2 separate regions of the Homo sapiens genome follow, and region 2 is linked to region 1. Evidence: chromatin loops called from intact Hi-C (ENCODE). Cell type or tissue: mammary epithelial cell. All regions are shown on one strand. Links, peaks and the distances in the headings refer to the core of each region. The heading gives the core; the rest is flanking DNA.

Region 1 (4,405 bases), core at 156-4,155:
CTGGAGTGCAATGGCATGATCTTGGCTCACCACAACCTCTGCCTCCCGGGTTCAAGAGATTCTCCTGCCTCAGCCTTCCAAGTAGCTGGGATTACAGGCATGTGCCACCACGTCTGGCTAATTTTGTATTTTTAGTAGAGACAGGGCTTCTCCATGTTGGTCAGGCTGGTCTCAAACTCCTGACCTCAGGCATTCTGCCCACCTCGGCCTCCCAAAGTGCTGGGATTACAGGCATGAACCACCATGCCCGGCCTCAAACAACATATTTTAAAAATAGGGAAACAGAACCAATTTTTAAACCAATATAATCACCTTGGTTTCCTATAATAGACTAGAATGGACTGGGTTTATAATAAGATATAAGTGATCACATGAATTCTTTGCAATCATGTAATAGTTCCAATGGTGGAAAAGATATTTATTTTTATGGACATCTCTTTTTCCCCTTTCAAAGATGACAGTGGTAATAATACATTCAGCACTCTGGCTGAGCAAACGGACTCAGGGCTGCCAGCTTTTCAACACTGTGTGTGTATATATGGCTTCTGTTTTCAGGGTAGCAGGTTCAGCTCCTACTTCAAGGACCTTTCCATGTTGACAGTACTTTGTTACCTGAACTACAAGGCACCTTTGCCCCGAGTGAGTAGGTCTGTTCATTTATCTATTGCTGTAATTTCCCAGCAATCAGCAAGTTCCAGCTCCTTCTCTAATGATGACTGTGTTTTTTATTTGCCAGGCAGCAGGCAGTATTTATCAATTTCCCTGGTGCTTGCTTTTAAGTGATCACTGATCTATAATTCCTCTTTAGTTTATCACTCAGGTCTACTTTATAAGATGACTATTTATGAGGCAATATGAATGTTGGCTGGCCTTGGACAGCTACAGCAACAGTTCATTTCAAGTGTCCCATTGTTATAAATACATTTTGCTCTCAACTCAACTCATCACAAAGTGGAAATAAATAGAACAATGAATTTTCTCCATAGCTTTTCAGTTCTGTGAGCTTGTCTTATCTGGGCTTTTACTTCCCTGTCAGCCTGCAAGTAAACTCTCACCTTATAAGACACCAAGAAATCATTACTGGTTCTTTCTGAGATTCCAAACATTAGAATCAAAAACATATGAAATGTCTGGCGGGTATGTATTCAAATACAAGGATTAAATTGCAGTGCTGCAAAAATAAACATTTATAAGATTTTTCAAATACTCTTTGTCTTTTTTCCCCCAAATATAATTTGCATTTGCTAAATTTCTTTTGTGTTTTTTTAAACGTCTTGACATTTGAATCTCATGAGAGTCTATTAGGTGTTCCTTAATAAATTATTCTAAATCTCATTAATTTCTTATCTTCAAGGTGCTTCTTTTAACGAAAGAGCATTGAATTGTAAATCCTTTTCAAGGTATTTCTTAGGAGATACTGCTTTGTGACCTTTATGGCCATTATTTTGGCAGAACTGTTATAAAAATAAACTTAGTTCCGAGAGTGTTTAAACAAGAAGAATGTACTTCGGCTAACTTTCCATCTAAAATCATTCAAAATATACTCCAAGGATAGAGAAGAACCATTTTGTTTAGAAAGTCAATCTTTTTAATTCTGCTTTTTTTTTTTTTTTCTGGGTAGACTAAACAAATAAGTCACCAGAGGCACTGTGCATTTTTTTCTATTCCTTTCTCTTGGGATGAAATATGAAATAATCTACAAAGTAATTTGATCCAGCAATTAAAAACAAGGACATGAATTACACTAACAACTGTCACATAGAAAGAATTAATTCCCTCATAACACTGCTTGATGTTACAGACCCAGGGTGATTACAAACAGATTATAATTGGAAAAGAGCCAAACCAATTCAGGTATCTCCAAAACACAGGCGTAAGCCTCAACTCGCAAATAGAGAACATTTTTTACTACCCACAGGAGTATCTTTTTGCAACTGGTGCTCGGATGTTTACCTAGCGATTACTCAAGGCACCCAGTGATGCAGCCGTCCAAGGTACTGTATGTGGCAATGCCACTGATCCTTGCTGGAAAGCATAACAGCTTCTGGAGGCTGTGTTTCTAGAAATGATGTCCTCTGAGTGCGGACTGCTGGCTGGTTGTGTTTAGTTGTACAGTATGTCATTCTAAATAATGGACATTAGCTGGTGGTTGTGTCATTGGACAAAGGAGGTAGAAGATACTGATGCCTGATGATTATTGGTAGAAATTTCATTTTCTTAATGGCATGCAGGTTTCATGGCCCCTTTCTGATACTTCATCATTTCTGGTTTAAGGCAAGGTAGAAAAGCTCCTTACTGAAGAGAACTGTTGTATTCTGGTACTGTGGGAAGAACTTAATTTGGGGAGTTAGAAAATCTAGGGTGCTCCCCCCACTTATAAAAGGGGTACTAAGTAATTGGGGTTTTCAAGCATAACAAAAGATAAAGAAGAAAACAAAAATCCTTCATAATTAATCTACCTAGGGCAACCACTATTAACATTTTGGCATATATTTTTTTCCCAGTCTTTTTCACATTTTTTGAGGTTGGGATCCTTCTTAAAAAATTTTGTATCTTGTTTTGCTTTATTCTGTTTGTGTAAAATTTGTCAGATGTATTTTAACATTTCATTGAAAATCCTTCTGACATATAATTTATAACAACTGCATAATGGTCTATCTTTTAGTTGCTCCAGAATTTCTTTAAACAGTCTCCTGGTGTTGTTTTCATTTCTAACCACATATTTGTATACAAATCTTTGTCTACATTTTTGCCTTTTTCTTCAGATGATTTTCTAAATGGGGAATTAGGGGTCAAAGGATATGAGCATTTTTTGCAAATTTCTTCCTTTTGAAAGACAATTTTGTTTTCTATGGCAATATAAACTCTGCAAAAACAAACAAACCCTGACATTTAAAGAAGAAAACAAAATCACCACTATTTGTCTCTGCATACACACAATTCCTTCTTTCTTTTCTTCCTTCCATCATTCCTTCCTTTCCTTCTTTCTAAAAAATCAGGGATCATATTATAAAAAATTATTTCATAATTTGCTTTTTCCACCTAGCAACATACTGAAGACACAATGGACATAATATTTTTAGGGCTCTTGATATAGGTCAAATTGATACACAGGAAGGCCACACCAATGCCGACTGTCATCAGTAGGATCTGAAGTATGCATTAACACAGGGCAACCACCATTAACATTTTGGCATGTTTTTTCTAGCCATTTTTACATTTTTTGAGGTTGGGATCACTCTACTATTGCCATCACCAAATATTGACTCTATTATAATCTTCGCTATTTAGTGGTAACTTATTATAGCTTTACTTTGTATTTATTTGTGCATTTGTGAAGTTAAATCCTTTTTTCACTTTGGACCCTTGAGTTCCCTCTTTTCTAATTGGTCTTCTCCCTTTGCCTATTTATTGCTGTCTTGTTTGCATATTGATTTGAATGAGCTCTTTATATAATAAACAGTTTATACCTTTTTCATTATTGTGACAAATGTTTTTGTTTCTTATCTCTTTTATTTTGAAATCCAATTTAAAATATTATTCAAATTTATTTTCTTTCTCTATATCATTTTTCTCTTGTTTCTAAATGTAGACAATCCTTCCTCCATACAGAGAATAGCTAAATATTTGCCTTTTGTTTTCCCTTTATGATTTTTATTTCAAAGATTTTTATTTTAATCTACCTGGAATAGATAGCAGAACATAGCAGTAGATTAAAATCTACATTGAACTCTATTTTCAAATGTTCAATATTTCCTGCTAAATTATTATACTCTTTTATCAGATATAAAGTCTTATATATACAGAGGTCTATTTCTGAATTGTGCCTTTCCTTCTAGACTGTAAGCTCCATGCAGGTAGGCAAATTTATTGTAATCACCTCATGCTTATCATATACTATTCTCTGTTCAGCCTAAAGCAACCGAAGGGAGAAAATAAGAATTGAAAAATCCTGTAGGGAAATGAAAAGTAGCCCATACTAAACTTGGAAAAATTTATTCTTCCTTCCCTAAAATGCTACAGGTGTGAATAAAATCTTATAAACCACGTTGGAAAGACACAGAAGATAGACAGAAATGTCAAGTCTATGACATGCAATTGTATATAGAAAAAAAGAAGTCCATTTGAAATCTGATTGAATTTTAAGTACGTGGTACTTTCCTAATGAATAACCATGGCCCTTAAATTTTATCTTAAATGCTTAATCATAGGATTTTAATTCTCCTTATTATGGTTTAAAAAGAAAATGCAAATGTTACACTTACCAGCCATGCAAATAGTTGGGAGAATATATTTAAGGTCACATTTCTCTAGAAAGAGAGGCTGCTTGATTCACTTAGGTTTCCCAAGTAAAAGTTCAAAAGCACTACTTGCTTAAAGGTTTTGACTTCTCAAATCATAAAGC
Region 2 (4,405 bases), core at 132-4,131, 53 kb before region 1:
AAGGAATGAACTACTACGACGCTTGGCAATATGGATGAATATTCAAAGCAATATGCTAAGTGAAAAAAACACAAATGACTACTCCCCGTATGATTCCATTTATATGAAATGCTAAAAGAGTAAAAGATATAGTAATAGAAAGCAGATCAATGGTTGCCAGGGCAAAGAGCACAAGAAAATATTTGGGGATGACAAAAATGTCTGTATCATGATTGTGGTCATGGTTATACTACCTTTCGCATTTGTCAAAAATCCATCAAACTGCCCTTTTAAAATTAGTGAATCTCACTGTATGTAAATTACACCTTAATAAAGCTAATCAAAAACAGGAGAATTTGAGATTCATTGTGGGTTGAAGAGGAAGAAGAGGAAAGAGCGTCAGATCCACTGAAGCAGCTGGTGGTCATCATCACATGATTAACTAATAAAAGGAACAGCCATTCAAATCCCCAACACTGATGGAGGAGTAGTCTGCTCTCTGGAATAGTCTGACTAAATTCAGTACTTAAAGAAAGCACATTCTAAACATGCTTTCAGTATCCTGAGGCTTTAGAATCTGAAATGACTTCTGTATAGATACCATAAACATCTTGTAATTAAAGAGATGCTAAATGTCAGTTGCATTAATGCTAACAAAATATAAATGCTACATTAGTGTCTAGAGCCATTGAGAATCAGTATCTCTTGAATTGATTAAAATTCCAATCTCAATGGACTCCAGCTCTCCCTTTCCTTGACAAGAGGAAGATGCTTTCTGTAGAATTCTCCTCCTGAAATATTTCTGGGAATTCCAAGGCTGTGCCTATGTGTGTGTGCAAACTGGCCTGATACCTGGTCAACCCCTGAGTCTGGACTGGCTAGCCCAGCCTCCTGTTTCCACAGAGAGGCCACTCTGAGGCTGTGGGCCTCTCTTACATGGCCATCAAATCCAACACCATTTATAAGAGAGATTTATCCCACCCATCTTGATAATACTGAGCAGGCATCAATATGCTTTGGGCTCAGAATTTCATCATATCTCAGACAAATTGAGAAGAAAAACACTCTTGCAGTCCCATCACTTTGGGGATTCCCAACCAGGATTGCTTAAGCCCCAAATCATTCGTGTCCTTAGCAAAGCAGCCCTTTAATTTCTCAATTGTTCTTCTCTTCCTGATGCACAGACTGACCTGGGATCATTTTCAGTACTAGCTGCCACACAGTGCCATGAACTAAAACTTTCTCTCACAGTGAGGCCCTCCTGTTGAGTGTGGTGTGCTGGGCCAGTCCTGTTTTTTTTCCTTGCAGTCCTTGCTCATGAACCAATAGAAACATCACCCTCCACTCTGTAATCTGGCTTTCACCAGAGCTATCCCAGTTCACCCTCTATCTGTACATCTCTGAATCTTAATTCTGAATAGAGTTTAGCCTAAGAGTCTCTTTGGCCTCTCTAAAAATCAGTGGCAATAAATAGATGCCTAAAGTGCACATGCCAGAAGCACCGAGTTCCAACTCCTGCTCAGCCATGAACTCCTATAATTCAAATAAAACTCTTCTCCAAAGACAGTTTGTTCTTTATCACAAACTAAATGCTTTAGACGTCTGTGAACTATATTCTAGAACTGAAAAGACAGCTGAATAATTAGGTTCTGGTAAGGCAAGAACTTGAACAGCTCTTGAGCTCTAAGGAACATACATAAATGTATAGTCATATTTCAAACCTAAAGAACAAGTATAGGAAACTTGTAGTGAACAACTGTACCTATTACCCAGCATTATCAAATCACACATATAGCTGTTGCTATATTTGCTTAAATAGTATATTATATACCCATTGGGAACTCCCATTATCTATTGGGATCTCTATTATCTATTGCATAATAGATACAGCAACTGTGGATGCAAATTCTTTGCAGCTCTTCCATCAAGAGTCTATTTCTCCATCCCTTGACTCTGGACTGACCTCATTACTGCTTTGAACAACAGGATGTGATAGAACAACATTATATTACTTCTAGGCCTAGGCCTTGGCCTTCAGGGAGAAGCTTCACAACTTCCTCTCTCACTCTCTTGGAATGTTGTAATTTTGTGAACAAGCCCAGTCTGGCCTCTTTGAGGATGAGAGGGTTCGTGAGGAGAGACCTCATAGAAAGGGAGAGATCTAAGCATCAAAGCTTAAGACCAAGACCTGTGAGTGAGGACATCTGGGTACAACAAGCCCCAGATGACAAACCAACTGGCCTAAGATGTATGAGTGAGCACAGCTAACATCACGTGGAACAGAGATGAGTCATCATAACCAGGCCCTGCCCAGTTGCCAACCCACAGAATCATGAGCAAACACGTAGTTGTGGCTTTAAAGCCATTAATTTTGGAGTGGCCTGTTACACAGCAATAGATAATGGAGACACCCTGTGTACTCTCCCCAAACCCATTCTTCCATGTCCCTCCCTCTGAAAAGATAAATCTGACCCATCATTCCAATGTGTGCTTGTAGAATTTCACTACAAATTTGTGTTTCCTTTTAAGAATATATAGTATTGTTTTGTAGTGTTTTTAACCTTATATGAATGGTATTAACACTATTATTTTATGACTTCCTTTTGGTACATTATTATATTGAGATTTACACAGGTTGATTTTCTTAGCTTTAACTTATTCAATTTCATTACTGTGTAGTATACCATTGTCTAAATAAAGTACAATATACGATTTCTTTCTTTCATTCCTTCCTTCCTTCCTTCCTCCCTCCCTCCCTTCTTTCCTTCCGTTTTTTTCTTTCTTCCTTCGTCCCTCCCTCTCTCTGATGGGTATGATGGTTTGACACACAACATCAGTTTCATCCTCCTTGTAGCATGCCTTCATGTAATACTGAGATTTGAAAGCTAAAAACTACATCTCCAAGATTCCCTTGGAGATAGTGATGAGAATGAAATTTGGGTCTGGCTAATCAGGTGCACTTGCATGAGGTTTGAAAGGAGTGATCTCAGTCATGGCTTTGGTCTTGCTGCTTCCACTGTTCCTGTTGTTAAGCAGAAACATGAAGGGGTCTGGTTTTCTGCAGCAGTGATGGATACCCAGTGTCCAAACACCAGTTGGTAGGTACTGAGAAGGAGGGCATGAGGCCTCTATTCTGCTGGGACCATCTTTGCAGGTGCAGCAGGGTTCTGGAGACAGCAGCAGTAGTGACTGCAGTATCCTGGGTCTAGCAGTTTACTGAACCTGCTGGCTTCCTGATTACAGAACTGGAGTCAGTTGTGTGCTGATCACAGAAGAGGTTGCAGTTCCCTCAGTGACCCAGTTCTGCAGCATAACGTTCCGTTTTGACTAAAAGTTACTCCAACTGTTTTCAGCGTTGTAGCCCTTCAGTCAAAATTCAAGTTGCAGACCTAGGGCTTGGCTGCTTTCAGCTGGGCTTGGCTGCACAGCTCTGCTTCAAGCTGCGGGTATAGCCAGGTTTATATCCTAGGGTCTGGCTCACCTCATGTCTCCTCCGTGTGTGTTCATTCAAGGGCCCAGGCTGAGAAGGCAGCAACTGCCTAGGGAGAAGTTCATCATGGCAACGGCAGAAGAGCAAAAGCACCAAGATTTTTTTTTAGGTTAAAAACACTTTTTAATAAATTGTTTTTAATCTTTTTTAAATTAAATTTTAAGTTCTGGGATACATGTGCAGAACATGTAGGTTTGTTACATAGGTAAACATGTGCCATGGTGATTTGCTGCACCTATCAACCCATCACTTAGATATTAAGCCCCACATGCATTAGCTATTTATCCTGGTGCTCTCTTTCCCCCCACCCCCACAGGTCCCAATGTGTGTCGTTCCCCTCCCTGTGTCCCTGTGTTCTCATTGTTCAGTTCCCACTTATAAGTGAGAACATGGGAGAAAATACTTTTTAAAATTTTGAAACAAATATATAGAAAAGTTGCAAGTTCACAATTAAGAACTTCTTTTCTCTGAACCACTTGAAAGTAAACTGTCAAACATATTTCATCACATCACCCCTCAACTTTAATGTGTATTTCTACAAACAAGGACATTCTCCAGATAAACAGGATTCAACCATCAAAATCAGGAAGTCTGCATGGATTCATTAGAGTCTGAGGACTCTAATCCTCAGGCTTCTTTCGCATTTAGCCAGTTGTCCCAACAATGTTCTTTATAGCAAATGGACCCAGTTTGAATGCACATTAGTTGCTATGCCTCTTTAGTCTCCTTCTGTCTGGAACAGTTCCCAGTCTTTTCTTAACTCTCATGACTTATTTGAAAGTTTTGACATGTTTGAAGGCTATCAGCAGGTTATTTTGCAGAATGTCCCTCAATTCACATTTGTCTGATGTTTCCTGATGACTAGATTCCAGTTAAGCATCTCAGATGCGAATCTCACAGAAGTGAGGTTGTGTTCTCCTTGCAGTCTATCAGATG

The links. A loop is a pair of places that touch in the nucleus more often than their neighbours do. Peaks named below come from ENCODE experiments on the same cell type or tissue, not always from the same donor. Only the 100,000 strongest peaks of a DNase experiment are listed, where the experiment ranks them.
Region 2: it touches region 1 in a loop (4-fold over the local background); 1 of 110 quality-filtered maps calls a loop at or near these places.

The regions. Positions count from the first base shown.
Region 1 is chr5:61,918,223-61,922,627 of GRCh38, forward strand. No RefSeq gene overlaps it. Among named protein-coding and RNA genes, the nearest start is that of LINC03123, 180 kb to the left of the region's middle. In mammary epithelial cell, for the core only: no CTCF peak of the experiment used is centred there; a DNase peak (open chromatin) is centred at 1,949; H3K27ac peaks cover 2,533 bases.
Region 2 is chr5:61,864,895-61,869,299 of GRCh38, forward strand. No RefSeq gene overlaps it. Among named protein-coding and RNA genes, the nearest start is that of LINC03123, 130 kb to the left of the region's middle. In mammary epithelial cell, for the core only: no CTCF peak of the experiment used is centred there; a DNase peak (open chromatin) is centred at 2,247; H3K27ac peaks cover 574 bases.